Regions from separate parts of the Mus musculus genome. Here region 1 is linked to region 2. Evidence: chromatin loops called from intact Hi-C (ENCODE). Cell type or tissue: gastrocnemius. All regions are shown on one strand. Each heading gives the region's core, and the rest is flanking DNA. Links, peaks and the distances in the headings are about the cores only. Region 1 has its middle 8.0 kb from the start of Gm32897. Region 2 holds the start of Casz1 (castor zinc finger 1).

Region 1 (15,623 bases), core at 2,472-10,471, 49 kb before region 2:
CCCCGAGCTCGCTTAACACTTAGACAACCCTAGGCAGGGCTTGCTGTCTGCCTATAGAACAGATGAGCAAGGCGAGGTGCTGGGGTGTGTGTGTATACATGTATGTATATGTATGTGTGTATTGTGTGTATGTATGTGTGTGTATGTATGTGTGTGCATGTGTATATATGTGTATGTGTGTGTTCGTGCACGTGTGTGTGCATACGTGTATCTGTGTGTATGCATGTATATATATATGTGTGTGTATGTATGTGTGTATGTATGTGAGTATGCATATGTGTGTGTATGTATATATGTGTATGTGTGTGTGCATGTGTGCACGTGTATGTGTGTATATGTGTATGTGTGTGTATGTGTATGTGTGTATATTAGTGTGCATGCATACGTGTGTGTGTGTGTGTGTGTGTGTGTGTGTGTGTGTGTGTGTGTGTAACAAACTCTATGCCTCAACTCTGTCCTGAGGGGCTGAGCTGTCTTGCTCAACTGCGCCGCTCTAATAGTGGCCCCTGACTTTGCACTTTGGACAAATGACAGGATTGTTCTAAGGTTAGGAGGGAGAAGGTATTCAGGTAAAGAGGAGCTGGGAGGCCATGGGGAATCTGGGGGGCTACAGAGAAGAGGAGCTAAGGTGGTCCCAGCCCTGCCCCCTCATGCCTGCAGAGGAGGCCAGCGCACTGCCCGTTAATCAAGCTTCATTTATATTAGCTTGACTCGATCTACTGTATATTTGAAATGGATTTAATTTTAGATCATGCACTATGGAAGGGGGCCAGTTTGGTGTAAGGCACATTATTAATATTTTCCATAAGCTGCATATACATTTTCCAGGGACAGATATATGAACAGCAGCCCCTGGGCTCCTGGCCTGGGAAGGGGATGCCTCTCTCTCTCTCTCTCTCTCTCTCTCTCTCTCTCTCTCTCTCTCTCTCTCTCTCTCTTCCCTTACCTCCCTCCATCTTCGTATCCCTCCCTCCCTCCCTCCCTCCCTCCCTCTCTCTCCCTTTCTCTTTCCCCATCCTTCCTTCTCTGTCTCTGTGTCCGTTTCTCTCTGTCTGTCTTGCCCGAGTCTCCCTTCTTCCCTGCAGCCTGGGGTCGCGTGGCTTTTGAAGGAACTCCTCGCTGTACTCTGCCCCTGTGAGCCCCAGATTTCTCCTGCCATTATGTCACTGTCAAGGACCTTGAGAGACCTGAGCAAAGATGGAAGCCAGGGCTGCACAGGTCCCAGGAGCCTGGCTTACCGGTGCATCTGGTTGTAGGAGGCCCAGGGCCCTCACTGAGATATCAGAGAAGCTTGGGCTATGAATGCAAAAGGGTTTTGAGCCTCCACCTTCAACCTTATGCCCAAAGAGAAAGGCCAGAGCTCCCAGTGGTCGGCTCCCTACTCAACAGAGCATGCGCAGGCCAGACCCGAGGTTCTGAGAGTTCTGCTACACTGGGCTGCGATGGTTCTTTCCTGGAGATGGGCAGTGGGTCTGAGTCGTGGTGTACTAGCTCTAAGGACATCGGCATCACGGTTCTTGCTTGTTCTCACACGCTAGCCCTGGACTCCAGAGAACGGTGGCTTCTATGTCAGGGGACAGGCCCATGAGCAGGCTGGGGGGCCACAGATCGGAGCCTTGTACCTTGTCGCCTAGCCCCGGAAGCATCCTTCCTGGCATGGCTTACTATTTTAAACATAGATAGAGAAAGCTGAACCTCCTTATTTCCCAGCATGGTCTAAGGGCTCCCCTAAGCTGCATGCTTGCTTTCTTGCCACCAGCCTGTCTTCTACCCACAGCCTCACAGTGACTGACCACATCTCTCCACTGCTCCCACCCTTGCTGGTCCACACAACTGCCGCCTCCACAGGCTCACAGCTCGGGTTTCTAGGAGGCCCTAGACAGTCCTGGCCGTGCCCCTGAACTACACCGAAGAGACCAGGTTTAACGCAAGCACATGGCCCGGAGTACAGCTTGGTCTATCATGATCTTCTAGCATGCGTGAGGCTGGGTTCTGCATCCTTCAGATCCCAGATCCCTCACAAGGGAATTTTCCAGAGAGTGGCTCTACCCACTGTCCACCCTACAACCCTCCTCTCTTCCCCCTACTCCTTTTGCCTTATTTTCTGTCCTTTACCAGCCTTATGCCATGAACATCTACCCCAGGACCTTTGCACACCCCAGTCCCTCTGCTCAGACCACTATTTATCTCTTTCCTTTCTGATGAGCTGTTTCTCAGCCCCTAGGCTCTGCTTTGAGCTCCCCAGGGAGACCTCGGCTCACACATACCCTTTCCACTCAAATCTAGATCAAGTCCCATGTGTGCTTTCTCCCCCAGACTACAGCCACAATTAGGGTCTCACTAGCCACACCCAGCAGGCAGAATCCTGCATAGGTAGCCATGCCTCTACCGGGACAGGTAGCTGCCGACACCTCCACCTCCAGTCTTCACCCCATCAGTTTCTCCTCCGACAGCACAGAGCACAATACGCCTGTCACCACCCCAGCCCCGCTGGCAGCCTTTCAGAAGTGGCATGCGACGCTGCTCTTATTCATTCTTAATTTAAGGTTTTGCAAGTTGTAATAACCCCTTTCCCCCCAAATCACTGGGGACGGGGCCTCCACGACAGCCCGGGGCAGGGGAGTTGATGGGTAATTGCAGCGCGCACTCACACTGATGGGGTCTGGAGCAGACAATGGAAGCTGGAGCCCAGAGACCCAGCCTTGTTCTCTTCCCAGTGTGCCTGGAGGGAGAGAACCAGGCTGGCACTGGGGCCTGGAATCACAGCCAGCTGTGTCATCTGTGGTTCCTCAAGAGAAAGGAAGACAGAGGGTCAGTGGCCCCAGTCTAGGGGACTTAGATGGGGACAGATGCCCTAGAAAGTGGGGGGCAAAACCTTTTCCCACTAGTTCTACCTGTCCCATCTAGCTGCAGGCTGTTTCCCTCTGCTCTGGAACCAGAAATGGCTCCAACAGAAAAGAGAAAGGGGGAGGGTAGACATGTGGGCAGGTGGCCTAGGAACGCTGGGCCTGGCTCTTCAAGCTGTGTGACAGTCAACAATCCTCTTAACCTCTCTGAGCCTCAGTGTCTTCACTGTCTTTTTTCACAGTCTTTTTTTTTCTTTTTCTTTTTCTAGCTCTTGCCCCAGAGGTGGTTCTGCCCCAGGGATGGTCCTGTCACAAGTAGAGGCGTGCCACTGTGTTTCAAGAGACTATTTCCAACCAGGGAAGCGACCGAGGAGTTTCTCACAACTATTTCAAGAGAGATCTGTCCAACTTGTGATCAGAGGTAGTAGGGATTCCCGCTCCTGCAGGATGAGGGAGGGACTTGAGGCACAAGTGTCTCTTCCCCTCTCCCCCTTTTCCCACTTCCAGAAGGCCTCAGTCTACCTGGGCAGCAGTCTAGCAACTAAACTCTCATCCTAGCTAGGAAGGAAACAGTTTTCTTGTTGACTGCTCCCTTCCTTTCAGATGGTAGGATTAATGTACCTGGTGCTGGCACATAGTAGGTGCTGGACAAACATTGGCCTAATGAGTGAATGAATAGGTGAACAAGGGAGTGAGGCCCATGAAGGAAAGTGGAGGTCAAGGGCGCGTGGGGGAGGGGCTCAGGGCTGAGACTCTTGGGCCCACCTGATTTCTGTCCTGGTGTGAGGACCACTACTCCTGTTATTTACACACTTGCCCAGTCTGTCTCAGTGTCTTGTTCTAACGTAGTCATAGGGAGGAACCTGTAAATTCAAGCGCTGCTGCTGGAAAGAGGGTAGGATTCCTTCTGAGTATGAGGTGGGCGGAGGGTGATTTCCAACAGGGGCTGTTCTGGGTTCCCAGGGCTTCTCTTGTCTCCGAAGCCTCCATCCTTATACCTGAAGCCAAAGCATTTTAAGGGAGCCGTGACCTCCTGTGCGCAGTCACAGGAGCCAAGGGCAGCATTGCCAGTGCCTCTACTGCAGCCCTGGTCCCTCCACTGCCAGGTCACCCAGATCTCTTACCCAGGGCCCAACAATCTCTCATACCCAGGAAAGGCCAGGAAGTTTGTTGAGGCCCACAGCAAGAGGCCTCTGAGCCAGGGCCCAAGGGTGACTAGGATATCAAGAGTACTGACTGCTTCTCTCAAAGAGCCCACAGCAGGGGGACACGCTGAAGCTAGATTCTCCTTAGGGACTTGGAGCAGTGAGGCAGAGGGAAAAAAATAGACCTGACGATGGCGTTTACGCTGTCCAGTGTGCAGAAGCCATGTGCTGGCTGAAGGTGTTCTGTGACAGAGGTGGGGGGAGGGCGGGGAGGGGCGGAATGGGGGGGAGGAGCCGTGCATGAGAGGAGGAGGAGAGAAGAGGGGAAGAGAACTGTGAAAGACAGTGACTGGTCCAGAAAAAGGGAGGAGGAGGAGGAGGAAGAGGAGGAGGAAGAAGAGGAGGAGGAAGAGGAGGAGGAAGGGGAGGAGGAAGGGGAGGAGGAGGAAGAGGAGGAGGAAGAGGAGGAGGAAGGGGAGGAGGAGGAAGAGGAGGAAGGGGAGGAGGAAGAGGAGGAAGGGGAGGAGGAAGGGGAGGAGGAAGAGGAGGAGGAAGGGGAGAAGGAAGAGGAGGAGGAAGAAGAGGAAGGGGAGGAGGAAGAGGAGGAGGAAGAGGAGGAGGAAGGGGAGGAGGAAGAGGAGGAGGAAGGGGAGGAGGAAGAGGAGGAGGAAGAGGAGGAAGGGGAGGAGGAAGAGGAGGAGGAAGGGGAGGAGGAAGAGGAGGAGGAAGGGGAGGAGGAAGAGGAGGAGAAGGAAGGGGAGGAGGAAGAGAAGGAGGAAGAGGAGGAAGACAAAGGAGGAAGATGCTAAGAGCACTCTCAGAGTACGGGGCACATGGAGATAGATGCTGGCGTGGATGGAGACATCTCATCTACACACATGCCTGAGATGAGAGAGGGAGAGAATGTGGCCGGGGGCAGGGCTGTAAACTGTATCATTGGCCGTAAGACTTCATCAAATGTAGTTTGGCTGATGCTTGTTAATATAGGCAGAAGCTTGAGAGGCAGAGGCATCTAGAACAGGACCTCTCTTCATGCGATTCTTTCCTTATGCCTGTGAACACTCGTGCAGTGTGTGCATTGTGTCGGAGTGTGGAGGAGGGCGGGGCTCAGTTCCCATGTCCCCCATGATTGCTTACAGTCTTCTAATGCTGGGGTGCAAGCTGGTGTGGGGTCTGCTGGTGGGCAGCACAACGTTGGCCCTGATGGGGTGCGGTGGGGTGGGGCGCTCCCAGAGCTGTGAGCGGCCAAGGCCAAGGCCAAGGCCAGGCAGGCAGGGAAAGTGAGCCATAAAAGGGCCACTTCTCGCTGCTGTTCACTTGACACGCTCTACCCAGAAGCCACCTGTTCAGCCATCAGTCACCCAAGGAAGACACAGCTTTCCTGAAACTAGGAATTGGACAGAGAGTCCTGGGAGGAGGTGTGTGTGGGGGTGGGGATGCCTGCTTTGTGGGGCTTCCAGGAGCCCCCCAGGCTCTCCCTGGGCAGCCTGGAGAGTCAGGTCTGGCCTCTCAGAGCTAAAATTAAATCACACCCCCGATCTAGCATTAACTTGGTACATTTGGGGGCCATGAGGGGACAAAGCAGTGGCCACTCGGTGGTAATAAAGGAACAGTTTGTGCCAGGGACAGGGAGAGGCATGGGGCAGGGGGTGGCACCGGGGCTCGCTGGGGTTTGAGGGGCAGGCAGGGCAGCTGGGGTGGGGAGGGATCTGGCTTGGAGGCAGGCCTGGGGCTCTGGCCAGTGGCGGCACCCTGGCCAGTGCAGTTGCAGCCGTGCCCCGCTGTGCCCCGCCTCAGATGGCTTGTTAATTTCATCGTTTAGCCCGTTTATGGTGTTCCCAGTTGCTGTTGCTTTTATAAACAAGCATTTTGGTGACCTTCCCCTCCGGACATCAGCTCTGCAAGAATCCCGAGCCCTGAACATTTATAAATAAGTCTTCTCTCAAGTTCCACAACAGGTGTGCCCTCCCCCCACCCCCCTCCTCTGTCCTGTCCGAAAACTGAACAGTTTCACCAAGCGAAGGGGAGCTGCGCGGCCTGTCTTAAAGGGGTAACAGGCTCAGTGGGGGCCACATGCAGTCTGTCTAAAAGGAGTAACGGGCCCAGTGGGGGCCACGGGTACAAGGCCCAGAGGGATAATGGCCCACCTACTCCTCTACCTTCCCCAGATTGGGGGTCCCAGAGGAGAAGGCCAGGCTAGAGGCTGGATGACCCCTGACTGCACTTCCCCCAAATGCTCTGGTATTCCTTGGCTAATGGAGTGTATGGGAGTCAGGCTTCACTCAAGGGAATTCCCACAGAGACCCCATCCTGTTCCCCCAACTGCTTCCTCCCTCTGGACACACACACACACACACACACACACACACACACACACACACACACACACATTCAGCTCTAGTTCACTCATTTGTCAGACACGTCTGGAAACTCCTGAGCCACACCCCGTGCTAGGGACAAAAGACTGAGGGCTCAGCCTGCCCTGAAGAAACACAGTGTGCGTGTGCCTGTGCCTGTGTGCTTGCTCGCACCTGTGTGTGATTGTGTGTGACTGTTACTGTGTGTGTGTGCATGTGTGTGAGTGTGTTTGTGTGACTGTGCGTGTGCATGTGTGTTCATATGTGTGAGTGTGTTTGTGTGGGTGCGCGCGTGTGTGTGTGTGTGTGTGTGTGTGTGTGTGTGTGTGTGTGTGTGTGTGTGAGAGAGAGAGCAGAGTACAAACTGGAAGATACACGCACCCTGTGTGCCAGGGCTCGTAGCCTAAGTGCGCAGGGCTGGTCCCAGGAACAGAACAGACTCCCTAAACTAGGGCCTGGAGCTTCCAGAGGGAGCTGGATCTCAGACTGAATCATCTCACAGAGGTGACACATTCCAGGCAAAGGACCTGACTGGGTAAGAGAGCAGAGGCAAACACAGCCCCTGGGGACATGGAAGATTTTCTGGCCTGGTTGCTGCTCAGGGCTTCACTGAGCGCATCTGAAAGCAGGGCCTCAATACCCTACAGTGGAGCCCTCCTGCCCTGACAGCAGCTCTGGCTTAGATTTGGGAGTCAGGCTTGAAAGAAAACATCGGATTGTGCTGTTGAAGGAGAAGGTGATGATGGTGATGATGGTGGTGATGGTGGTGATGGTGATGATGGTGATGGTGGTGGTGATGGTGGTGATGGTGATGACTGGGAAAGAGGAAGGGAAAAAATCCGGAGAGGTGATGATGACAGACCTGGATATGATCGTGGCATGTGGTGATGTGGATGCTGATGATAACAGTGATAATGATGGTGGTGGTGGTGGTTGTGATGATGATGGTGGGTTTGTGATAACATTTGTGAAGTCAGCCTATTGATGGCGGCGAGGGTTGTGATTATCACGATGTTTGACATCATGGAGTGGGGATTGTGATGGCGGTGATTACGACAGAAATTACAGTGTCCGTGGTGGTGGCAAGGACAGTAATGGCGGCAGGTGATGGTCGGGATGATGGAGGTGGAGACCATGGTGGTGGCTGTGGTGACTGTCACTTGTCCAGCCCCTAGCCTGTGCTAGGGTGGCCTGCAGAAGATGAATATGGAGCCCATATTCTCTTTGTCTCCAAGTGGACATGAGCCACAGCAATGCAAAGCCTTGGGTTCTGACAGTGGCAGAGGCATCTGAGAACTGAGGGGGTCTGTCCCCTCCTCCTCATTTTTAAAAAAGATTAATTTATTATTGTATCTAAGTACACAATAGCTGTCTTCAGACACACCAGGAGAGGTCATCGGATCCCATTATAGATGGTCATGAGCCACCATGTGGTTGCTGGGAATTGAACTCAGGACCTCTAGAAGAGCAGCCAGTGCTCTTAACCACCAAGCCATTTCTCCAGCCTCATCTCCTTTTTAAAAGAATATTTTGTTTAAAAAAAAAAAGACAAAACAAAACAAGGTGGGTTTTCTGGTTTTTGTTTTGTTGTTTGTTTGTTTGTTTGTTTGAGACAGGGTGTCCCTGTGTAGCCCTTGCTGTCTTGAAACTCACTATGTAGACCAGGCTGGCCTCGAACCCAGAGATCCATCTGCTTCTTCCCCCTGCGGGCTGGGATTAAAGGCATGTGCCTATTTCTCCCTCCCTTTCAAACCCTCCCACACCCCTTTCTTGATGTTCTCATTTCTCTCCCAGAATCTCTGAGTAGCTCAGGCTGGCTCCAATCTCATGATCCTTCTGCCATTCAAATGTTATGATTAGAGCTGGCTCTGGAGTGGTGCTGGTTTCCAGATAGTCACCCATCCTCTCTGGGTGCCTTAGCAATCTCAAGGTTCCAGCATTTGCAGTAACCTCTCTTGCCACATAGAGAGAGATCTTGAACTTGCCATGGTCAGGAACCTCCTTTGACCTCTAGCTTCAGGTACCCAGCAGAGCCTGGGTTGGTTATAGGGTGCCCAGAAAATGCCAGATGTGTTGATTTATTGTCAGTACTGGCTGATTCAGGGGCCCTTTGTTGCCCCTGAGGCTCTCCAGAACTGTCACTCTCTGGCAGCCACAGGCTGGGTCCCAGAGGAGAAAGGAGACAGGAAGGATGAACCTGGCTCAGCTGCCAGTTTAGGTTGGTGATAGACTGTTTGACATTGGAAAGATAATAGCCTTGTGGCTAATGCATCTTAAGTCCTCTTCCTTGTAAAAATTAGTTTCATTTTGTGCATGGGAAGTATGTTGCCTTTGTATAAGTCTGTATACCATGTGTGTATAGTGCCTGAGGAGGCCAGCAGGGAGCGTCAGACCCTTTGTAACTGGAGTTACAGATGGCTGTGAATTGCCATGTGGGTGCTGGGAACTGAGCCTGAGTCTTCTGAAAGAACAACCAGTGTTCTTAACCATTGAGCCATCTCACCAAACCCTGGATTTGTAAAAATACAAATTCAAGTTAGGAATGTAACTCAGAGGTAGAATGGAGAGAGAGAGAGAGAGAGAGAGAGAGAGAGAGAGAGAGAGAGAGAGAGAGAGAGAGAGAGAGAGAGAGAGAGAGAGAGTTTGTGCACGCACATGTGTGCCCCTGGGTTCAACACAAATCTATAGAATTATTGTTGGTGATACCATTAAAATAGGGTCCACAGAGGCAGGGAGTAGCTTAGACAGTAAAATGTTCACTGTGCAATATTAGGACCTGAGTTTGAGTCCCAGAGCCTGTGTGAAAAGGCTGGTGTGGTAGTGTTCCCCTGGTACTCAGAGCTGAGGAGGCAGTGACAGGAGGATTCCTGGGTCTTGCAGGCCAGCCAGTCTAATATAACAGGGACCCCTAGGCCAATAGGAGAACTTGTCTCAAAAAGAACCAAGGTTGGGGACCAGCAAGATAGTTCAGTCAGTAGAGGGACTTGCCTCCAAGTCTGATGATTTTGGCCAGCAGGCTCAATACATGGGGAGAAGAGGGTGGGCAAACATGGTGGGAGGAGAGAATTGACTCTAATAAGTTGTCCTGTGACTTCTAACACATGTTCCATAGCAAGCTTGAGTGTACATGCATGCACAAACAGGCATGTTCAGACAGGCATGCACAGACAGGCATACGCATACACACATGTACATGCACATGCATGCACACACATCCTTTTACTTTTACTGTTGCTGGGGACTCACAAACAGCACCACACTTTCACACCTATGTGGGTCTGAGCCTTGAGGGCCAACAGAACAAAATAGTGACAACCATGATGCATTCTGGCTGCATGCCTAGCACTGCGCTCAGAGCTCTGAAGGTGTCCCTGCTGCCTCTTAGCCTTGGCTCACTGGAGCCGGCCACTGCCCGGCTCTCTTCACCAAATAGCCTACAATAATGACCAAAAGACACCCTCTGTTGCCCTGAGTGGAAACCAAGGCCCAAAGAAAGGGGAATGGGTGAGTGGGGATTTGAACCCAGCTGTACCAAAGTCATGAGTGCTCAGGGACTTACAGGGTCAGCTAAGTATCGTGTGTGTGTGTGTGTGTGTGTGTGTGTGTGTGTGTGTGTGTGTGTGTGATGTAATATTACATACATGTGAATGTATGCGTGTATATATGTATGTGTGAATTTATGTACATGTGTGTACTTATGTATATAGGTCTATCTCTCTCTCTATCTTGCTAGTCACCCTCTTTGTGTCAAATGTTGTTTCAAGGATTGGGACCTCACTCTGGCAGGTGGTAGACTGAAGAGAAGCCTGTCACTAACTGTAACATGAAGTATTTCATCTTATGTACATGTCTATGTATCTATGTGCTTATATGTACCTATGTATGAATATATGTGTGTGCATGTGAGTGTGTATGTCCATGTGTGTGTAAATGGGGGTGTGTATGTGTGTGTATGTATGTGCATATGTGTATTTCGGTATGTGTCTCTGTGTGCACGTGTGTCTATCTGTGTGTGTGTATATATATATATACCAGCCTGTGTGTGTGTGTGTGTGTGTGTGTGTGTGTGTGTATACCAGCCTGTGTGTATGTGTGTGTATACCAGCCTGTGTGGGTGCAGTCTGTGTATGTGTGTGTGTGTGCACGTGTGTCTCTGTGTGTGTGTATATACCAGCCTGTGTGTGTGTGTGTGCGCGTGCACATGTGTGTGTGTGTGTGTGTGTGTGTGTGTGTGTGTGTGTGTGTGTGTATCTGTGTGGTTAACAGCATGTACTGCTCTTAGAGAGGACCGGAGTCTGGTTCCCAGTACCCACACCAGACAGCTCACAACTGTCCATAACAGTTAGTTAGAACAGCTAGTTCAAGGGGATTTGGCAGTTCTAGGAGGACTTTTCTGGCTTCCATGGGTACTGCATGCCCATGCCCCCCCACACACACACTTAAAAACAAATCTTAAAATCATTTTGTAAGGTGGGCGGTGGTGGTGCACACCTTTAATCTCAGCACTTAGAAAGCAGAGATAGATAGGTAGATCTCTGAGCCTGAGGTCAGCCTGTTCTATAGAGAGACTTCCAGGGACAGCCAGAGCTACACAAAGAAACCCTGTCTCAAAAAAAAACCAAACAACAACAACAAAACAGTTAAAAATTATTTTGTGGTCTATAAAAATGATATGAAACCCCAATTCCCAAATCTATGAATAAAGTTTTATTAGAACACAGCTATGTTGTTTGGTTATATGCTGTTGGTGATAGCGTTTGCCTCCAGGAGCTGCGTGCAGCAGCAGCCGCAGCCGCAGCAACTGTACAGTGTCCTCGTTTTGCTCTGCTCTATTTACTGAGTTTGGTAGTTAATATTATCCACTTGACAATATCTAGAATCACCTTGGAGACGAAGCTCTGGGAACATGTCTGTGAAGGGGTGTCTAGCCTGAGGTAGGAAGTTTAGGTTAATTGAGGTAGAAAGACCAACCCCAACTGTGGGTGGCACCATTCTGTAGTCTTGGGTCCTGGACTGAAAAAAAAAAAGGAGAGAGAGAAAGTGAGCTGTATCCCAGCATCCCTCTTTACTTCCTCACTGCAGATGTCATGTGACCAGCTGCCCTAAGCTCCTGTTGCCAAATCTGTTAGCATTTTGTCTAAGCCCCGCCCCACAGTTGCCTGACAACAGCCAGGTTTGCCTGACTCACTATAAAAGGGGCCGTGCCCCATCTTCTCTCCCTTACTCTCTTGCCTTCTAGCTTCAGCTGTGTCCTCTCGCCTCTTCCCCCCTCTCTCCCCATTCGCTCCCCTCCCCCCTCCATGCACTCATTTCAGTCTCTTCTCTTCTCTTCTCTTCTCTTCTCTTCTCTTCTCTTCTCTTCTCTTCTCTTCTCTTCTCTTCTCTTCTCTTCTCTTCCTCCCCCTCCTCTCTCTCTCTCTCTCTCTCTCTCTCTCTCTCTCTCTCTCCCTCTCTCTCTCTCTCCCTTTCGTTGTCTCTACCCTCTCAACTCCCCTCCCCATGCCCTGAATAAACGCTACTATATATATATATATATACATATATATATATATGTATATATATATATATATATGTATATATATATATATGAGATACCATACCATACCATACTATACTATACTATATGTGGCTGGTTCCTCAGGGGGAAGGGATGCCTCAACATGGGCCTACCGAGGCACCCCCTTCCCCCACACCTGACTATACCTTCACCAAACATATTCCTTCTCCCCTTATCTTTTTATAAACACAACAATGCTTTCCTGGCATCATGGACTGTGTGTCCACAAACTGTGAGCTTGGAGCAACCCTCCCTTCTTTAAGTAGCTCCTGTCTGGCACTGTTGTCAGAGCCTTAAGACCAATACACTGGGCATGTAGAACACTGCTTAGCTCTGCCTCTGGACCGGCCACACTGGCCAGGCCATGTTTACTTTCTTACTCTTCAAATACCAGACATGTCCTGGAACTCACTCTGTAGACCAGGCTGGCCTCAAACTCACAAATCTGCCTGCCTCTGCCTCCTGAGTGCTGGGATTAAAGGCCAGCGTCACCACTGCCTGTCTGGTTTTGTCTTGGAAGACAGAATCTTATGAAGACCAGGCCTCCAACTAGCTATATAGCCTAGGCTGACCTTGAACTCCAGATCCTCCACCTCTACCCCTTGAGTGGGGTCCGGGATTCCAGGCTCAGTGTGATGTGCTGGGTTAGATCCTGGGACAGAGGGACCTGACACAAAGTGTCAATCCATAGACCACACAGTGAAATGAATAGAGGAGAAGAGGTGAATCTTTCCTTGGAAATAATTTCCAGCAATGCGTGTGGAGACAGCATAGAGAGGTGGAGTTTAGTCCATGAGCCCTTGGGTGTGAACTATGCTCTGCGACCTGCTTCCAAAGAAGAGGAAGTGAAAGGGAAGACAGCCATTTTGCTATTGCTAATGGAGAAAGCCAGCAGCTAGCATAGCAACCAAGCCACGGGGCCCATTTCACTGGTGAAGCCACCAGGATTCTGTGAGGGACATTCACCTTTGTGGTTCTCTTTTCTCTAACGCCTAAATCCGTTGTGATCCGAGACAACAGCCAAACCCAGATGGGGAACGTGCTCTAGGATATCTGGCCAAGACGCCTAAAGAATGGCAAGGTCATAAACACCCAGGCCAAAAGCAACTTGGGGAGAAAGAATGTATTTGGTTTACACTTCCAAGTCATAATCTTTCCCCGAGGGAAGTCAGGCAGAAACTCAAGGCAGGAACCAGAGGCAGGCTTGTTCTCTGGCTCATGCTTAGCTTCTCTCTGTCTCTGTCTCTCTCTGTCTCTCTGTCTGTCTCTCTGTCTCTCCCTCCCTCCCTCCCTCCCTCCCTCCCTCCCTCCTTCCATTTTTTTTTGATATAGGTTTCATTGTGTAACCCTGGATGGCTTGAAACTTTTTATATAGACCAGGCTGGTCTCAAATTCATAGAGGTCGATCTTCCTCAGCCTCCCTGATGTTGGGATTAGAGAGGTCTGAACCATCACAACCAGCCTAGCGAGCTTTCTTATATAGCCCGAGACTGCCTGCCTAGGGATGGTGCTGCCCACAGTGGGCTGGGCTCTCCTGCATCAATTAATAATCAAGATGATCTCCCACACACATGGACCACAGGTCAATCTGACCTTGGCAATTGCTCAATTGAGATTTTCTTCTCCCAGGTAATTCTAGCTTGTGTTGACAATAAAAACCAGTTCAGTCATGAACAATGAGAAGAGAGTGAAGACATTGTCACAGACCAGGAGACTCTGGGGAGCCATGACAACTAAATGCAATGTGATGTTCTACATTAGATCCTGGGCTAGGAAGAAGAAGTGAATGAAACTGACTACTCCCCCCCAGTCTGGAGCTAGTTTACAGCGACATGTCAATGCCAGATTCTGGAGTTTTGACAGTGCTACATGGTGGCATGTGGTATTAGTAGTGGGAGCACGGAATGGGGGTGTGGGCATTATCCGTTCTATTTTTGAAACTTTTCTGTAAATTTAAAATTATTCCAGAATGAAAAGTTTATTTTTAAAAAATGTCCTAAATCCAATAAAAGTTACCAGGCAAGCAAAGGAGGAAAAAATGACCCATATCTAGGAGAAAAATGGATCAATAAAAACAGACCCAGAAATGTCACAAATGGTCGGTCGGGCTAGCAGACAAGGACACCAGCATCGTGCCCTTCATAGTCAGGAAGGTGGAGGAAGTGGATAACATAGGGAAAAAAGTAGAAATGCTAAAGGAAGATGCCCGACATCAACTTTTTGGCCTCTACATACACATAGAAACTAGCACACATATGTGATCCCCACCTCACCACATGTATGTATGTGTGCACATATATATGCATGCATATGTATATGTGTGTGCATGTGGGTATTTATACATATGTGTATGTGTGTGCATGTATGTGCATGTATGTGTGTGCGTGTATGTGTGTGTGCAGGCATGTACATGTGTGTATCTGTATGCATGTTTGTATGTGTGTGTGTGTATGTTTGTATATGTGTACATGAGTTTGTACATGTGTGTGTGTATCTGCATGTGTGTATGTGTGTGTACATGTATGCATGTGTGTTTACATGTGTGTATGTGTGGGTATGTGCACAAGTGCATATGTATGTGTGTGTGAATATTTTTTAAACACCAAGACTGGGCTGGAGCGATGGTTCAGCATGAAGTGCTTGTTGCCCAAGCATGAAAAGCCACATTTGGTCCTTCAGCACCCATGTAAAGGGACAGATGAGGTGGTGTGCCCCTGCAACCCTACTGCTGGGGAGGTAAGACAGGAGTATCCCTGGAGCTACTTAGCCAGCTACTCTAACTGAATCTAAGCTCCAGGCTCATAAAAACCTGTCTCAAGACATAAGGTGGAGAGTGGTGGAGGAAGACACCTGGCATTGACTGCTTGTCTTGTGTACATGGACACACACACTTACATACAACACACACACACACACATTTTAGAAATTGATTCACTAATTCAAAACAGCGACAGGGACTGGATCTGTGGCTCTGAGGTGGAGAATGTGTCCAGCATGTGCACAATCTGGCTCCAGTCTCCAATACTGAAATAAAAAAGACTTGATTAAAATTTCAAGGATATATGGAGTCACCATTCAGAATGGCGCACACACTGGATGGATTAGCAACTGGTTATATACCACAGTAGGAAATATCAGAGACCTTAAAACCACAATGATAAATGAGAGAAATTGTCTAAAACACACTGAAAGGCTGGTGTCAAAGCTGTGGCTCAATGGATTAAGAGCATTGTCTCTTAGAAGCATGAAGATCTGAGTTCGAATCCCAGAGCCACCACAAAAAGCCAGGCATGGGACTGGTGATGGACTGCAGCAGTCATGTTGGATGGCTCTCAACTCTTCTGAACCTCTTGGGCACCTATTCTTACACACACAGACACACCGACACACACAGACACATGAACATACACAATTAAAAAATAATAAATGATTTTAAAAAGACAGGCATGGCTCTGCTTGTGTGTCTGTACTCCCAATGCCAGAGGGTGGAAACAGTCAGAGCCCAGGATCTCACTGGCCAGCCAGCCTCACCCAAAATGCTGATGAGCTTCTGATGTGGTGAGAGGCCCAGTCTTGGGGCGTTAAGGCAGAGAGCGGGAAGATACCCATTGTACTTCATATGTGCACAAGCAGGCACATGTACCACACAGGTGCAAGTACCCCCTTCCCTGAAACAAAAAAAGCAACCCATAAAACATACCAGGGCTCCAGCAACCCA
Region 2 (15,623 bases), core at 4,372-12,371:
ATTAGTATTCAGTATTTATAATATTTCCATAATGGTAAAACAAAAGAAAACAAGCAGAGAGAATGCATTTTTAATCACCAATCATTTCTCTTTGTTTGTTGTGAATGAACAGCGAGGTGAAATAGTATTTCATAATCATCCCATTCGAATTTCCTCCTCACAAAGCACCGAGAAATCTCTAAATAAAATAAATAAACAAGCCAAGACCTTAAAATAAACTCCAGAGGGCAGAGTGCTACGTGTGGGTTATCACTGCTGTGGGAAGCAGGGACTGGGGGAGGGCTGGGACAAAGAGCCCAGCTTGTCAGTTATCTGCCACCAGAGACCTCAGGCTGAAACCCACATGGCAGGAGAGACAGCTGAGATATGGTTTTCAGGTCCTCAGAGCAGGATGCTGCCTGTATTAATACAGGGCCCACCCTGTATCCTCTCTTCATCTTTTTTTCTAGAATCTTCTGGTGTTCATAGTCTCACTCAAACCCAAAGGCACCCCGCTCCCGGCCCCTGGACCTTCACAGTCTCCTGAATCAAACTCCTCACCTAAGAGACTTCTCTGTATAGTGTTGTCTATCTCAGGGTAGTCCACCTCTTGGTGATGGAGGGAGAAACTGTACCTGAGGGGAAAGGACCCACCCAAGACCTCCCAACAAACAAATATAGGTAGACTGGGACCTGCACTTACTCGAGGAGTCTTTAAGAAGCTTTCTAGACTCCCGGATTTTTCTGTAGTGTGTTTTGTGCGCGTATCAACACGGCAAGGTCTGTCAGCTCAAGCACTAGCAGGGCGCCCAGTAGATGAGGTGTTCATCAAATGTTCCTTGGATAAATCCGAGAGTGTGTGAATAGACAGATGGACAGGTGTCAGAGGCATGAATACTTGGAAGAATGGATGAGAAAATGGATGTGTGGAAGAGGGAATGGACAGATAGATCGATTATTGAATAGATGGGTAGGTGGATAAAAGGTTGCATTGATGAATGCATGGCAGCTTGGATGCATGGACGAAAGCTGGGAAGGATGGATGGGACGAATGGGAGGATATGTGGACGAGAGGTAGAGACTCAAAGATGAGAAGCTAATGCTGACCTTTGCTCCCTTCACAGCTCTGTGGAAAAGGCTACTTTCAGATGGCCAAGGGCTAGCTAGTCAGTTTCAGTTGGAGCACAGCCTGTTGGAGCAACACTGGAGGCCTGCTGCTCTGAATTTATGTCTTCAACAATCAGACCACCTTCTAGCAAGACAAAGCCCTCCAAGAAGAAATCTGAGCTGAGGGTATCTAGGGACCACATATACCACCGCCCCCCCCCCCACTTTCAAGTAAGCCATTCTGTAGGAGGCAACGCTGTCTGGGTCAGAAGAATGGGCTCTGCTCCCACACCACCACCACTCCCTGCACGGTCACAGGAGCATTGGCAGCCTCATGCTCTGGGCCTCAGTTTCCATCTCTGGACTGCTCTCCTGGCTCCTGGTTCTGGGTCTGGCTTGTCTCTGTGGGCAGCACAGAACGACTCCATGGCTCTGTTTCGCTAGCTAGGTGGCCTTGTTCTCCAGTCTCCAACTCCTCCATGTCAAGGAGCTATGTTTAGCACTGTCCAACACGTCTGCCCTGCTGGGGAAATGGGAATGGGGGCAGGAAAAACACCAGGAAGTCAGGCTACATAGTCTCTGCAGCCAAGGCCCACACTCCCTCTGAATTCTATTGAAAAAATAATAAAAAGGTAATTACTTTGTCATTACTGAACACTGGTTTGTCTTTTTTTTTTCCTTTCCTTAAGCCCTGGCCATAAATAACCAAGCCATTACCTCTCATAGTGGACACACATGTGGACAGGAGCTGAGTCCTCGCACAGACCATGCTTTCCACCCCCACAGTCCCACCCCATCCTACCCATATACATGGTGTCTGCCAAGCATCTACACACACACACACACACACACACACACACACACACACACACACACACACACAGGAGAGTGCATACCTGCCTGTCAAACAATCGTGACTTGCTCACTTGACATTTTCTGAGCATTCTGCAGGGGGCTGGAAATGATAAAACAGCTACTGAGTACAAATCCAGGATGGGTTCTGTATGAATTCTTCCCACAATGTTGGGAGGCAGATCTGCTGGTGTGTCACAAATGGGGACGTTGAGGCAGAGAAAGGCTCAAGGTCACATAGCAGAGGGTTGAGCTGAGAGTTTGAACCCATGTGACCAAATTATATATAAAACCCATGCTCTGATACACAGATTATTTTAAAACACACACACTCATACACTTACGCACACACATGCACACACACACATAAGCACAGTTTAATTTGAGCAGGGTGCAGGTAGAAGACCATGACCATGTACTGAGATGGGATAAATAATGGAGAGCTGGAGCAGCATGTGTTGAGGTACCTAGCTCAGCCCTGGGCAGGACCACATCGAGGAGGGCTCCCGAGAGCAGACCACTCCTCTTGTTCTGATCTTGTTCGTTGTTCTAGACAGGGTCTCCTGTAGCCCAGGCTGGCCTTGAACTTGTTCTATGTAGTTCTGCCTGGCTGGAGCAGAGAGTAGCAAAGGGGTAGAAGGTGAGGCTGGAGAGGTAGGCAGAGCCTCTGCATACATCCAAGTCAGGCCAGCAGAGCTGGGAGGTCCTCCCCACCCACACTCAACTACCTGGCACTCCTGCCATGTGACACGAGGCACTTCATCAGCAAAACAGCCATTTCCTGCCTCCCTGGCCGGCCCTGCCCTCTGTGGGACTCGGTGCCACCTCCACAGGTTCTATCGGGTAGAAGCATGGCTACTTCTGGAGTGGTAGGGCGAGTTTCCCTCGCCTGTGCCCTGCTATGCCAACCTCAGGCAGGATCGACCTCCCAGGATGGAAGAGGCAGGGGCTGTGCTTACGGAAGTTGGAGCTGATTTCAGTTGGGCAGAGACCTGGGAGGAAAGAAAAATGCTAAGGGTCAAAGATGGGGACATGTGCTATGTAGCAGGGGACAGCCAGCCATGGGAAGCATGGTTCTTACTAGAAGGGCAACTCAGGAGAGGGGAGGCAGGTCCCTCTGACTTTTCAATCTTGAGGTTTATCTTGTTCAACAGGCCCTGGTGCCAGGCCTACCCCGCCCTGGCAGGCGTGGGAGTGGCTAAGGTGTTGGCCCATGAGTCTTTGGGTAAGAGGTGATGTCAGCAGGCGGCCCTGCCCCTCACCTGGCTGTCCCTTTGTGTATTCAGGTATCTGCTGCCAACTCAAGTGCCTGCCAGGCTACAGGGCACAGCCGTACCTCCAAACCTTCTTTAAAGGGACAACAGGGGCCTGGCCTGGGAATGCAGACCTGTCTGTAATCTTAGCTGCTCAGGAAGCTGAGGCAGGGGGATCAAAAAATTCAAGAGAGTTGGGTACCTTAAGCAGATCTGGGGTGTAGCTTGGTGGAAGGATATTTGATTATTCCGCACAAGGCCCCCAGTTCAATCCTAACTGAAGACAATAAGAGACCCCACAGCCTCACCAGAAAACACTTGCCCTATCCAACCGTCTGCCTAAGACGCCCTCTGCGGACACCCCACGCCCAGGCAAGCTGCGGAGGTAGCTGAGGTGGGTTCCCCTTACATCTTAGAGGCCATTCCACACCCCAATACCTGACTCTCACAGTGTGACTGTGTGCTCACTGTTTGCAGGTTCTTTATATTTAAACCTTTCCCCCCAAAACTGTCCGCACTGAACTCTCTCCCCAAACCCCTTTTTTTTTGAAGTTTGATACTTCTCTTCCTCTGGTAGATAGTGTGGAAGATGCTAAAGCCGCGAGGAAATGTGGTAGAGACGAGAGAGAATGGGGCCAGAGACTATTCCTACAAGAAAATATGAGTCACCTGGGGCTCTTCTCCTGACCAGGCAGGGGTAAACACAAATACCAAAAACAAAACAGAAAACCAAAAAAAAAAAACAAAAAATCCCCCAAACCAAACAACAACAACAAAACCAAACCGGCTGTTAGTGAGAACAAAGCAAGAAGGGAGGAGAAACTCTCAGCAGCTAGCGAGAAAAACACCCAGCGCCTTGCTTGGAGCTGAGAGTCTGGCAGGGAAACTGAAAGCCAGTACCCAGTGGCTCTTGAGCTCAGGAAAACAGGTAGTATTTATGGCATAAAAATCCCTAAGGATTTTCTGTCAAGAGGCTTCTGGAAGGTACAAGTAGATCTATCTGTAGGAGGAAGAGGGAGCCCAAGTCAGTTGAGGCTGAAAGATTGACCCACCCTATTCTCCCCTAGCCTCCATCCCCACCCCCTGGGCTGAGCAGACAGGCTCAGCCCTATGCCCCCACCTCCTGTGGGATGAGCATATTGGCCCAGAGTCTGGGGTGCTGGCTCCGGTTCGAAGAGGAGAAGTAGGACCCCACATTCTGTTCCAGTTCGGAAGTCCTTCTCCCATCTCTGCTGAGGCTGAGGAGCTCAGCAAGGCCGTGTGAACCTTGAAACAGCCCCTGCATGCGGCCAGCTTGGTTCTAATAAGGATTCATGACTGGAATCACAGGCTCCTTCACCCATTAAATTAGCAGGGGTTAAAAAGAGAGAGAACATTGAAGGTTGGAGAGAGTGAGGTGGTGGTGGGCTGGTAGAGCCTCCCGGAGGGAGGGCAGCTTCCCGACGCCCTCCCCTCCCTGAGGGGGCAGTCTGGCGATGGGTCTCGAAAGCTCTGAAATGTATGCATGCTCTTTAACTCAGCAAATCCACTTTAAAGAATTCATGTGGTTATTTATGGACAAGGATATTCATTAGGGTTATTTATAATAATGAAAAGAATTGGGAACAAGTTATGGGTCCAAAGTGTTCAATAGTGAAGGATTGTTTGAGTAAATTATCATCTAACGCCGTTGTACAGTCATTAAAAGTCACATTGTAAAAGAATATCTAAGCATGTAAAAAAAATACATGTTACATACGTGTGGCAGGCTAAGAAAAAATTGTCTAATATGTTCTGTGTGGTTCTGATTTTGTGGAAGAAGATGAGGGAAAAAAACAAAATAAAAATTTAAGAACATTAAAAATCTTCAAGGTGATTAGTCATGGTTAGTGGGATTAAAGGGGCTGGGGTTGTAGCTCACTAGGTAATGCTGAGCTCCCTGCATCACATAAGCAGGGCATGGCACACGCCTGTAATCCCTGTATCTGGGAGGTGGAGCCCGTGGAAGGTCATTTTCAGCTATTTAAGGAATTCTAGGCCAGCCTGGTACACACTAAAAGAAAATTACATTTTCTCTTTGTTTGTGTTTTCTGAATTTTCTATAACAAATATATGTTGTGTACATAATACGAGACAAATAATTGTGGACTTCGCCAAAGGAATGAGAGTGTACTGGGGCGGAGGGACTTGTGGATGGGATCTAAGATCTGAACTCAGAGTTTAGGAAAAAGCCCCTCTCCCTGCCTTGCCTCCCCGGGACACTCCCAAGAGAGACATTCGTAAATAAAATGAATGAACTCAGCTCTTTTTATTTTTAATTACAACTCGCCCTTTAATCACCATAATCATTGTCTCTGACACTTGTTTATTTAGTCACTAGGCGTCTATTGAGTACCTACTGGGACAGCAGCTCCTTGAGACACAACGAACCCCCAAACTAACCCCTACCCGAGGAGAACCTCGAGGCATAGAATAGCCCAGGCAAAATGGGGAACAAAAATATGATATGACTCCCCCCTTTTTATTGACTGCCTGCTGTGTAGAAAATACTTTGTCATAGTTTAGGGGGTTTGTTTGTTATTTAGATTGTGACAGGATGTAAAGGAGCCAGATCTGGCAGTGCACACCCTGACCCTAGAACTTGGGAGGCTGAATCAAAAGGATCTTGAGTTCAAGGCCAGCCTAGGGTAAAAGAGAAATACAGACCAACCAGGGCACATAAACAATTGAAGCACACATGGAGAGACGGCCATGTTCTTCTCGTCCAGTACATCCTCATACCTAGCTTCATCTCCTTCTGATGCTCTTGTTGCCAGTGTAGCTGGTCCTGAGGGACTCAGACTGTCTACCTCAGTCTTGGGGAAGTTGTTCTTTGCATCCCCATCTGTATAATGGGTATTATGTTCATCAGTGTAACTACCTCTTCCTGATGTTGTGTGGGGAGGCTGAGCCAACCCAAGTGCTCCGTGACACATACATAGTAACCATTCCATAAACACGGGCTACTGATGTAAGGTCAGGTTTTGCTTTCAGTCCTTAAGGAGGATTAGGAACCAAAAAACCAGGAGGCGAGCTAAGCTGGGGTATCTTCCAAGGCTTTCCTAATCATAGCAATAGAGGCTGGCTTAAATTTGTTTGTTTCATAATCAATTATTCAGACACAGTATTTGGCTCCTGAGCTCCAGAGATAACGACACTGTCTGCATTCAGTGGGGGCAGTGTGTGTATGGGGGACGTCTCCCTAGAGACTTAGAAATGAGATAGGCTCTCGACTACAAGCATTCCACACAGAGGCAGGAGACTGTCTACCTTTCTCTGCTAAGATACAAGCCTCTAGAGACACCTCCATCCTCCCCCCCCAACCCCCACCCCAGGACCCAGCAAAATGCCAGAGAGTAGAAACCCAGGTAAGATCACTCATCTACCTGGTGTCTCCTAGGCTGTACTAAGTCAATTGTCACTTGTCTGGGCTCTTTCTGGCCATTCTTCCCTAGGGTAGACACTTCAAGACACCTTGATTCCAGTGAGGGCTTATTATAGTCCAAGCACTGTCATAGGTACCCGGGACACCAAGAGCCACCATGTCCCTGTTTGCAGGATGCTTCCACTCCAGCAGGGGCAGCCAGAAAGGAAACAGGAATCAATCAATGTACAAGCAAACTCATTGTATATCCACAAACAGGATAAAGTAACAGAGAAAGGCCAAGAACTATGGCAGGAGGAAATGACAGGACCTGGTGAATGGAAGTCCCCTAGCCATATATATATATATATATTTTTTTTTCCCCTCTGTTGAGTTAGGCGTGGGAAGATGTTGGGGTCCAACAGGAGCCTTCTCTGCCCTTCAGCCTGTCTAAGACGTTAGTCACTCACACGGGCAAGGTTCCCATTGAGGAACCCATTAGGAGAGGGTTGTAGAGCTCCTGAGAACAAAAGTGGAGTGAAGAATAAGTGGGTTAATGAACATTTAGTGGGAGAGATAGGCTTGTGATGTTGAGGGGAAGGTGGAATGGAATATGTGTATGTGGTATGGACAATTCTAGTGGGAAAAGGGGTTGAGCCTAATACTAGGAATGGAGGTGGGTCTGATAATGATGTAGAAAGAAATCTGTCACCATCCCCTTCCTGGCCAGGCCTTGTTCATTGTCTAATTCAGTTCTGTCTCCCACTGTGGAGTGTTGGGCTTAGAAAATACATACTCAGTGAATGAATGAGCAAAGGATTACTCCAAATAAACATAACAAAAGGAAACTAGACAGAGGACAAGAAGGGATGGGGAGAGGACTTGAAGGAAGGAGGGGTACTGGATGTCCCCAGGAACAAGGACAGTTACTGGCACTTACAGATCAATATCTTGGCCCAAGCCCTTTTCCTGCATTAACCTACGTTAGTCTTGCAACGCTCCCAGACAGCAATACTGTTATCAGCCCCATTTCTCTGTTGGGATAACTGAGGTACAGAGGTCAAATGTCTCATTCAAGGTCACCCAGTTGGTGAGTGGCTGGTGGTCTGTCCCTGTAGCTCAAGTTGTTGGCTGCTGCTGCAGTGGTGAGCAGGCCTACTTTGTCACCTCTCGGATGACAGTGACTCAGTTTCTCTCCGTGTGGGCTGGCAGGATTGAGCTTGAGATCTCTGGGGGAGGGGGGCATTGGGGTGGGGAGGGCATGTGTTCTCCTGAGTCACCAGGTTCAAGTATCTCAGAAATACTTGGATGAGTCTGAAGCCTGGGAGCTAAGGATGGGAGATGGAAGGGGAGACGTAGGCCACAGTCTGTTGCGGCTGCAGATGACTTCTGTTAATTCTTGGAATAAGGAGGGAAGAGACCAAGATGAACTGGTGGATTTGGGGTTGTCCAAACCCCCAAATCTGCTCTTCGTGGGCTGTCAAATCTGAGTAGTGAGGTCTGGATTTGTTGTTGTTGTTGTGTATGTTTTTGTTTTGCTCCAGTTTATTTTCCTACAAGTGTGACACAGCTGTCACTTACCATAGCATCTGAGGAGTGTGTGACACCTCACAGCACTGACCCAGAGGTTTTATTTAGGAACTCTACCACCTCAGGGCCAGAGAGCCTCAGACTCTGGTCATTTGCCTCTGGACCAATGAACTTTGAGCTCACAGCAGGGCAGGGAACACATCCCAGCAGGCGACTGTCCTAGCGCTGGCCAGGCAAGACAGTAGGGTCATGAAGCAGAGCAAAAGCTTTCCAGTAGGCCCCAGTCCCCAGCAGGGCTGGGCATTGTGGGCGGCATTTTCTCTGAGCAGAACTCACTGTGTAAAGTGCACCTCGAAGTTGGATTATGCTTTGCACTTTTGCTTATTTATGCAATTAATAATTTGCCTATTACAGCGGTCAGTTTCTAACTCATCTTGCCTGGGGGTCCTTCGCCTTTGATTTTTTTTTTTTTTTTTTTTTGGTCTCACTTCCTGAATTTCCATCCTGAATTCTGCAGTAGGAACAAAATGGGTATCATCGCTGAGTCTATGCTGGGGTGTGGTAGCCTGACTGGGAGAGGAAGGACCAGGTGTTAGGGCCAGAGGACCGGTGACCCGCGTAGACAGCTAAGAGGCCCTGCTAGGGTATTGCAAGGATGCAAAGTGTCCTTCAGGGGAGATGAAAACGGCTGTCACCTCCCATCTCCAGGCCAAGGGATCGTCTCCCCCAAGACACTCTGCTTTCTCCGTGGATCTTTCACTTTGCAGCATTCTCGTTTTAATGCACATGATTTGCCCTCCTCCCACGCATAGAGTAAGGTTGTTCTGCGTGGCCTGTCTTGCTCACTTAAGGATTTATTTCTTGCATAAGGGGCTGAATGAAAACTCCCCTTTGCAGAGAGTAAGAGCAAAGAAAATATCAAACAGGGAAGATTTCATTCGACTCTTCTAACAGTCTGGCTTGCAAAAAAGAGAGCCAATTTTCATTGAAAAAGTGGGAACCAAACTCGGGGTGTCAAAGGGTTCAGAATAGCTGGAAAGTAACGCACCCTTGTCCCTTTCTTCTGTCCCAGTCTCAACTCCATTCAGAGGGTGTAGAAACCTTCCGGAACCGCACAAGGGAGCAGCGCGCTCTGATTCTGCTTCGCTGGCCGATCTCGCCGCGCGCGCACGCGGAGCCCAGCCTTGGCGGTGGGTGGGAAGAATGCTAGAGGGGAAGGTCTGGGGGTGTGAGGGTGGAGCGGAGCCCAGCCCCGCGATCCGGCCCGGGTTTTGCATGCCACCCACTCGCCCGTTCGGCCGCGGAGAATTCCATAATCACAGCGGGCGAGAGCGGAGACTGGGAGCGAAAAATCCGGGATCCGGCAACTTCGGTCGCGCATGCGCGCCCGCGGCGCTCCATCCCAAACACACACACATTTTTCCCCGGACTTGGAAAGTCACCCAAAGCCGCCCCAAGTGCAGGTAAGAGACTCGGCGCTCCTTCCACCGCGGCCCCTTCAAGCCCTCCACCTCTGCGGGCCTATTGGGGCGCCTCCAGGTTTCACCCTTGTCCCGGTGCAGTTCACTACCCCCGGGGTTGCCGCTTGCAGCTGGGAGCGGGCGAACGAGCGAACGACCGAGCCAGCCAGCCTGCGAGCGGCGGCTGCCACCCAACTCCGGCTGTACGGGAGGTAGGGGGCACAGAGGGCTGGCACCCCGGCGCGGGGCGGCGCGGCGCCCGCAGTGACCAGGGGAATGCCCGGCGAGCCGCTCCAGTGGAGGGAGGGCTGCAGCTCCTGGGGGTCACTTACTCCAACTGAGGGGTCGGCGGGGTAGGGGAGAAGAGGGGGAGGTGCCAGGCACGAGTACAGGACTTTGCAACTAGGGTGGGGGCGCTTTCCGCGCAGTGGGCTGGGGGCGCAGGTGCTTGCCAATACTGGGTGATCGTTCCTTCTCCCACGCCCCCTCCTGCTGCAGGGGGGTCGTGAGCTGTCTGGAGGAGAGAAGGAGGCAGGGGTGAGGGGCTCCTGGGGTGACTTTGCAAGACTTTGCCCAAGGGAAGGGGTGGGTGGGGATCTCCTCTAGCCGGCTCTTGTGCCCCGACACCGGGGTGTATGTTCTGCCAGCAGAGGTAGGCAGTGTTCGCGTAGGCGCAGGGTGCCAAGGGGAGCTCCGGGTGGGAAAATGAAGGCAAGAGGGTTCTGGGATCTGGGGAGCGGCGCCCCCTTTTCTATCTGTGCCTGGGAAGTTTATCTCAAGTGCGCCGCTCCAAGCGCGGCAAGTGGCGCTTCTTACTCTTTCCCCCTACCCCCGAGTCCCCCCCCGGGCTCCGGCTCGCAACGCTGGGTACTGGCTCCGACCGCTCTGCTGTCGGCTGAAGCTCGCCCTGGATCTGGGGAAAAGTTCCGGGGGAGTTGTGGCGGCTACTGTGTGCGCGGAGAGAGAAGTTGCGCCCGGGGACTTGGGACGCTGGGTTGGCAGGCCCGATTGCGGGTGGAGCGGTGAGCTCCGGCGCCGGAGGTGGGGGCTCTCTCTAGGGATAGGAGAGGATTGGACGGGGTCTGTGACCCTAGGTGGGCTGAGGAGGACCTCGGGGGTTTAGCGTGTGGAGAGGACATGGGGCTGAAATCGGCTCCTGGCAGAGGACAGGAGCATGTAGGGGCACAGGGGACAGTGAAGGGGAGATGACTGGGCCACCAGGACTCTTGGGTCGACCTTCACTATACAGGAGCGTCAAGTGGTAACTGACGGAGTGGGACTCTGAGGGGTGCGCGGGAATCAGGGGACCCTGCCAGACAGACCCTCAGCCGTGGACCTCCCGGGACAGGGGGCTGAGTCGTGCGCCCGGGGTGAGCCGGCCGGGCGGAGCGGCGGCCGGTTTATTTTTACTCGGTGGCATTTGCAGAATGTGCAGCTGATGACCGTCGGCCGCCAGGAAGTTTTGCTTTCTGTTCTTTCTCTCTCTTTTCGAAGCCAGCGCGACCCGGAGCGGGAGAAGCCGGGGAGCAAGGCCTGGGAGGGGAGGGGGCGGCCTCCTAGGGTGGAGAGATTCGACCAGGGGAGCACTGGGGCTGCGGGCGGGGGTGCCCGGGCGCGGGCGGGCGCTGGGCGGCCGAGAAGCGGTTGAGCGAATGTCTGTCCCCAGCGTTTGGACTCTACTCTGAGAGGGGAACAGGTGTATGCGCCGTCAATCACAGCGGGAGGGACACTTTGGGGGCGTAGATTAAGATCATAATAATAGATTTTTCTCTAGGGGGTGGGCACAGATTCTTCTTCCAAGTCTTCCCCGACCGGGGTCCCCGAGCTGGGGGAGGAGAGGAGTGAGGCCAGGGACCGCTTCTCCCCGCAGACAAGTTTCTCCAGATTCAGCTTCGGCTTGCGAAGCCGGCCTGGGTGCGGCGAGGACCTCCATCCAGTCACGCTGGGAAGGGTGAAGATGTAGATGCCTGGGTGGAAGATGTGTTCCAGCAGGGATAATACCCCTCCTCCGAGCTGGAGCTCCCCTAAACCTGGCAGAATGTTGGGGAGACTGAGCGTGTACGTCGCTTCTCCAAAGGAGTGTGGGGGGCGCGGCCCTCGGTGTGTGTATCTGTCCAGCTAACGCTTAATACAGTCACAGAGGTTGGGGGTGGGATGGGGTAAAGTAGTCTCCGGACAAAGTTGGTAAATTTAGGCCGCCTCCAAGCTGGTATGGGCGCGCGGTGAGAGCGCACAAGGGAACTGGAAAACAGATCGTCTGGTAACGTTGGTGACCACCCCCCCCCCCCCGCCCAGAGCGCGCGCGCGTACACACACACACACACACACACACACACACACACACACACACACACACACACACACACACACACACACACACGCCGCCATGCTAAAGGGAGCTGTCCCGGCTGAGCAGGAGCAGCTGCGCCAGGCGTGGGGCGGGGGATAGTTGGTCCCCCGGGGCTGCGCCCTGACTGCACTCCACGTGCCCGGAGGGGGCGCTGGGCAGATCCGCGCCCAAGCGCAAAGCTCTTAGCTTGAGCCCCAGTGGCGGCCGAGCGGTGCGTCCCGGGCGGTCCTTGCACCCCGCACTGTATCGCGCAATTGGAACCACTTTCACACTTCCCAAACTTTGGCTTTTTGTGCTTCGCCCCTCACTGCAACTCCCAGACCCTTTCCTGGACCGAGAAGGGGAATTTTCTTCCACCTCTGGCAGCGTCCAGCGTCAGTCTTCACGGAACCTAGCGTATCCGAAAGACACCCCCTCACCCCATCTTGTTAGCCACCTTAGAGGCGGTTAACGAGGGTTTATGGGGAATATTGTTGAACTTCAGTAATCAGGTTTCCAGCGATCTTATGCCTCCTGTTTAATTTATTAGACTAGTTATTTATTCTGTTGATGATAATCTGTTGCTGGTTTCTATGGAGATGTTAAACTGATCTCTTTCAGAAATCAAACTCCATATGCACTAAAACGTTTAAAGAGCCAGTGCCTCCCTCTTCCCCTCCGCCTTGCCCTTTTTGTTTTATTTTGTTTTTAGACTTTGCACCTTCGTGTCTTGCTCTGAGTATCAACTCATTTTATTTCCTTCTGACGAAGGAAAGGAGCCCGGGGGACTCCCGCTTCGTGGCAAGTACAGCTTATTATGGCTAACAGAAAGAGAAGGCTTTGATCCCCAAGTTGCGTCACCATTTAAAGCAGGATCATCTCACCACCGAGCCCTCCCCCCCCCCATCATAGAAGAGCAAAATTCTTTCAAGATCAAAGGGGCCAATCTGAAAAAAAAAAAACTATTGTTTAAAAAAATAGGAAAGTCTGTTACATAGGCGCCTCCCCCTTTATATCTGCTCCCCTTGTGCTTAATGATTTTTTTTGAATAAGAAAAACAAAACGCAACCCATCTCTCATTCTTATTAATAGTTTATCTTGCCCCCCCCTTAATTTAAAAAGAAGTTCAAAGTTAGATTTCTCTGCCTGTGGGGGTTGAGGTATATTTACTTTCTTTGAGATCCTGACCATCTGTTTTTGGGAATTTCGCCTCTGGGAAGAAGGAAAAGGTTTTCAGTCAAAGCTAATAGGATACTGCAATTTTCCCTCTTTTGGGAAGTTGTCACCCCAAAATTTTAACTCCTAGCTTTTTTCTTGCTTTTTGAGAGTATTACTGACCTGTGGTTGGTGTTTAAAAGTATATCAACTTTTTCTCCTTCTCAGTTTAGGGTGTGTGTGTGTGTGTGTGTGTGTGTGTGTGTGTGTGGTGGTCATGGTTAGGGGGAGTCAGTGAATTAAGAAAATAAGGCAGAAAAAAAAACCATCTTGATTGGTGACATCCTGAAAAAAAAATGCAAACCTTCTCTAGCTCCAATATTTATCACGCTGACAGATATGATACAAAGCGATTGCATTTCGTAATGATCCTTAGGGACTAAGTTGTAGGTAAAACCATTTAATGCATTTTTAATATTAAAATAAGACCCAGGCTCCATTTTCTTGGAGGTAGGGGGAATGGAGGTCCCCTACAGAGTTTGTGCTTTTGGAATAGGCTGGTTAGCTTTTTCAACTGCAGCCCCCCCTTACATTTCCATTTACTTTGGGGGGGGGCATGAACCACACACAGGGCATTTGACTTTCATAAATAAATTTATATCTGGCCAGAAGGCCCAATACTAAATAAGAGCTCACTTAAAAAAAAAAAAAAAAAACACCAAGACTTTACCCCTGCTAGGAGAAAACAAACAAGCAATACATGCCCCCCCCCCCAAGTCTTATTTTGCAGGCGGGTGGAGCCCTTGTTGCTTTTCAGCTCACGGGAGAGGGGAGGGGGAAGCCAACCCTGCTATTTCCCTCTTTGCTATATTTTAAATTTTTGTTTGATTTGGATTGCAAACAGAGCAGAGGCTTAGGGGTAAAAAGAGCACTGTGGCTTTAAACTCAGGAGTTTGCATATTCTCCTTGTATCTTTCCCCTTTGCTAATTATTGTGTTGTTTTCAGAGCAAATATGTCATATCCATGGCGACCGGGCAGGTTTATTGTCTTTCTGAAGCAATAGCTCACATAAGTAATTAATGACTTTCTTTTTTTTCCTCTGGCTTAGGTTAAACAGATCATTCAAGGAAAGTCATCTCTCTCTCTCTCTCTCTCTCTCTCTCTCTCTCTCCTCTCTCTTGTTTGTCTTTTTTTCTTTTTTCTTTTTTTTTTTTAAAGCTCAGTAACATAAGAACATGAGTTAGAACAAGAAAATACTTTTAGCTAAAAAGTCAACAGTTTATTTTGCTCAGCTTTTTTCCTTTAGAAGCTGAAATGTCAGCTTCAGACCTGGGCACTGCCATCTCCCACCCCTGCGTAGAGCAATCCCTGCGTGGGCTGGCAGCCTCCTGAAGGTTGTACACAGGGAGGCCTGGAGGTGTGAGCACTGGGGGTGGGGGCTGAGGACATTTGCTTTTGAGGCTTGGGGGGGGGGATAGCAGTCCAAAATGAGTATTTTTTCCTGTATTTAGCAAAATTTAATTAAATTGTTTACAGGAAAGAATTAATGACTTGGTAGTGATGTGCTCACACCGGGCTAGCTGCCTTCTTTTTTTCCCTCAGTCTGGCTAATTAGAAGGACCAAGTTTTCTCTTCCTGTCCACCTTCAGCATCCTCTGGCACTCTTAAGCACTTTCTCTTAAGCACTTTTTTACTGTAAAAGTAGGTTTTGGAATCTTTTCTGGTTATTTTTCCAACATGATGGTAGAGTTTGGGTTTTTCTTTCTCGCCCCCCCCCACCTCCCCCTCTTTCTTTCTTTCTCCTTTAGACTTCCAACTTGAAGCTGGTTCCTTCTCAGGAATCAACAGCTCTGACTGATTGGAACTCAGATACAGTAACTTTGTTTTCCTTGGTGGGGGGAGAGGGCCCTTTCAGCGTGTGATTGCCTGATGACAAAGCTCCCTAAGGCACACTGTGACAGTGTGAGGAAGGTGGAGACCGTCCTTTCTCTTTCTTCATCAGTCACCTTGTATATTCTGCCGGTTTTAAATGGACCTTCCTCTGCTAGAGAGAAGCCTTATGATGTCAGCTTTTAACTTTAGAAATGTGTTAGGTTTTCTACGTGCCAGCTGCTCTTTCGCCCTCCCCACTAACATTAAGCACACTGACACCGGCTTCCCCACCTCTTTTAAAGATTTCATAGAGAGCCAAGGTTTTGCGTGTGCCCTTCAGAAGCGGGGGTGGGGGGTGGGGGTGGGGGGACGGAGAGGGAGACGTTTGTGTTGTCCTCAGACACATTCTAAAGAACATTTGCCTCCTTCTGAACTAGTGCAGAAAGACTGGGAGTCGATGGGAAGGGTCTTTAGCTTTTGGCATTGACAATAAAAATCTAAAGAAGAGAGATTTATTTGGCATCTGGCTTCTGAAGAAGAAGAAGAGAAGGCAAGTCTGATGCGGGGACTCCAGTAGAGCTATAATTGAGCCCGTAACCTCTTGATGTCTATATCAGAGAAACAGGCATGAGCAGAGGGAGCGGGCTGAGGCAAACAGGCCTTGCTAGAGGAGCTGGGGCTGAGGCACAGGGAGAGGGAGATA

Evidence for each region. Peaks named below come from ENCODE experiments on the same cell type or tissue, not always from the same donor. Only the 100,000 strongest peaks of a DNase experiment are listed, where the experiment ranks them.
Region 1: it touches region 2 in a loop (11-fold over the local background); 11 of 42 quality-filtered maps call a loop at or near these places.

Annotation. Positions count from the first base shown.
Region 1 is chr4:148,747,588-148,763,210 of GRCm38, forward strand. No RefSeq gene overlaps it. Among named protein-coding and RNA genes, the nearest start is that of Gm32897, 8.0 kb to the left of the region's middle. In gastrocnemius, for the core only: a CTCF peak has its summit at 4,113; no DNase peak of the experiment used is centred there; H3K4me3 peaks cover 1,797 bases; H3K27ac peaks cover 4,800 bases.
Region 2 is chr4:148,794,949-148,810,571 of GRCm38, forward strand. Casz1 (castor zinc finger 1) reads left to right here and starts at 9,444. Exons shown (of 21, transcript NM_001159344.1): 1 at 9,444-9,566. In gastrocnemius, for the core only: CTCF peaks have their summits at 9,207 and 12,055 (motif pointing right); DNase peaks (open chromatin) are centred at 9,402, 9,980, 11,213 and 12,058; H3K4me3 peaks cover 3,626 bases; H3K27ac peaks cover 5,016 bases.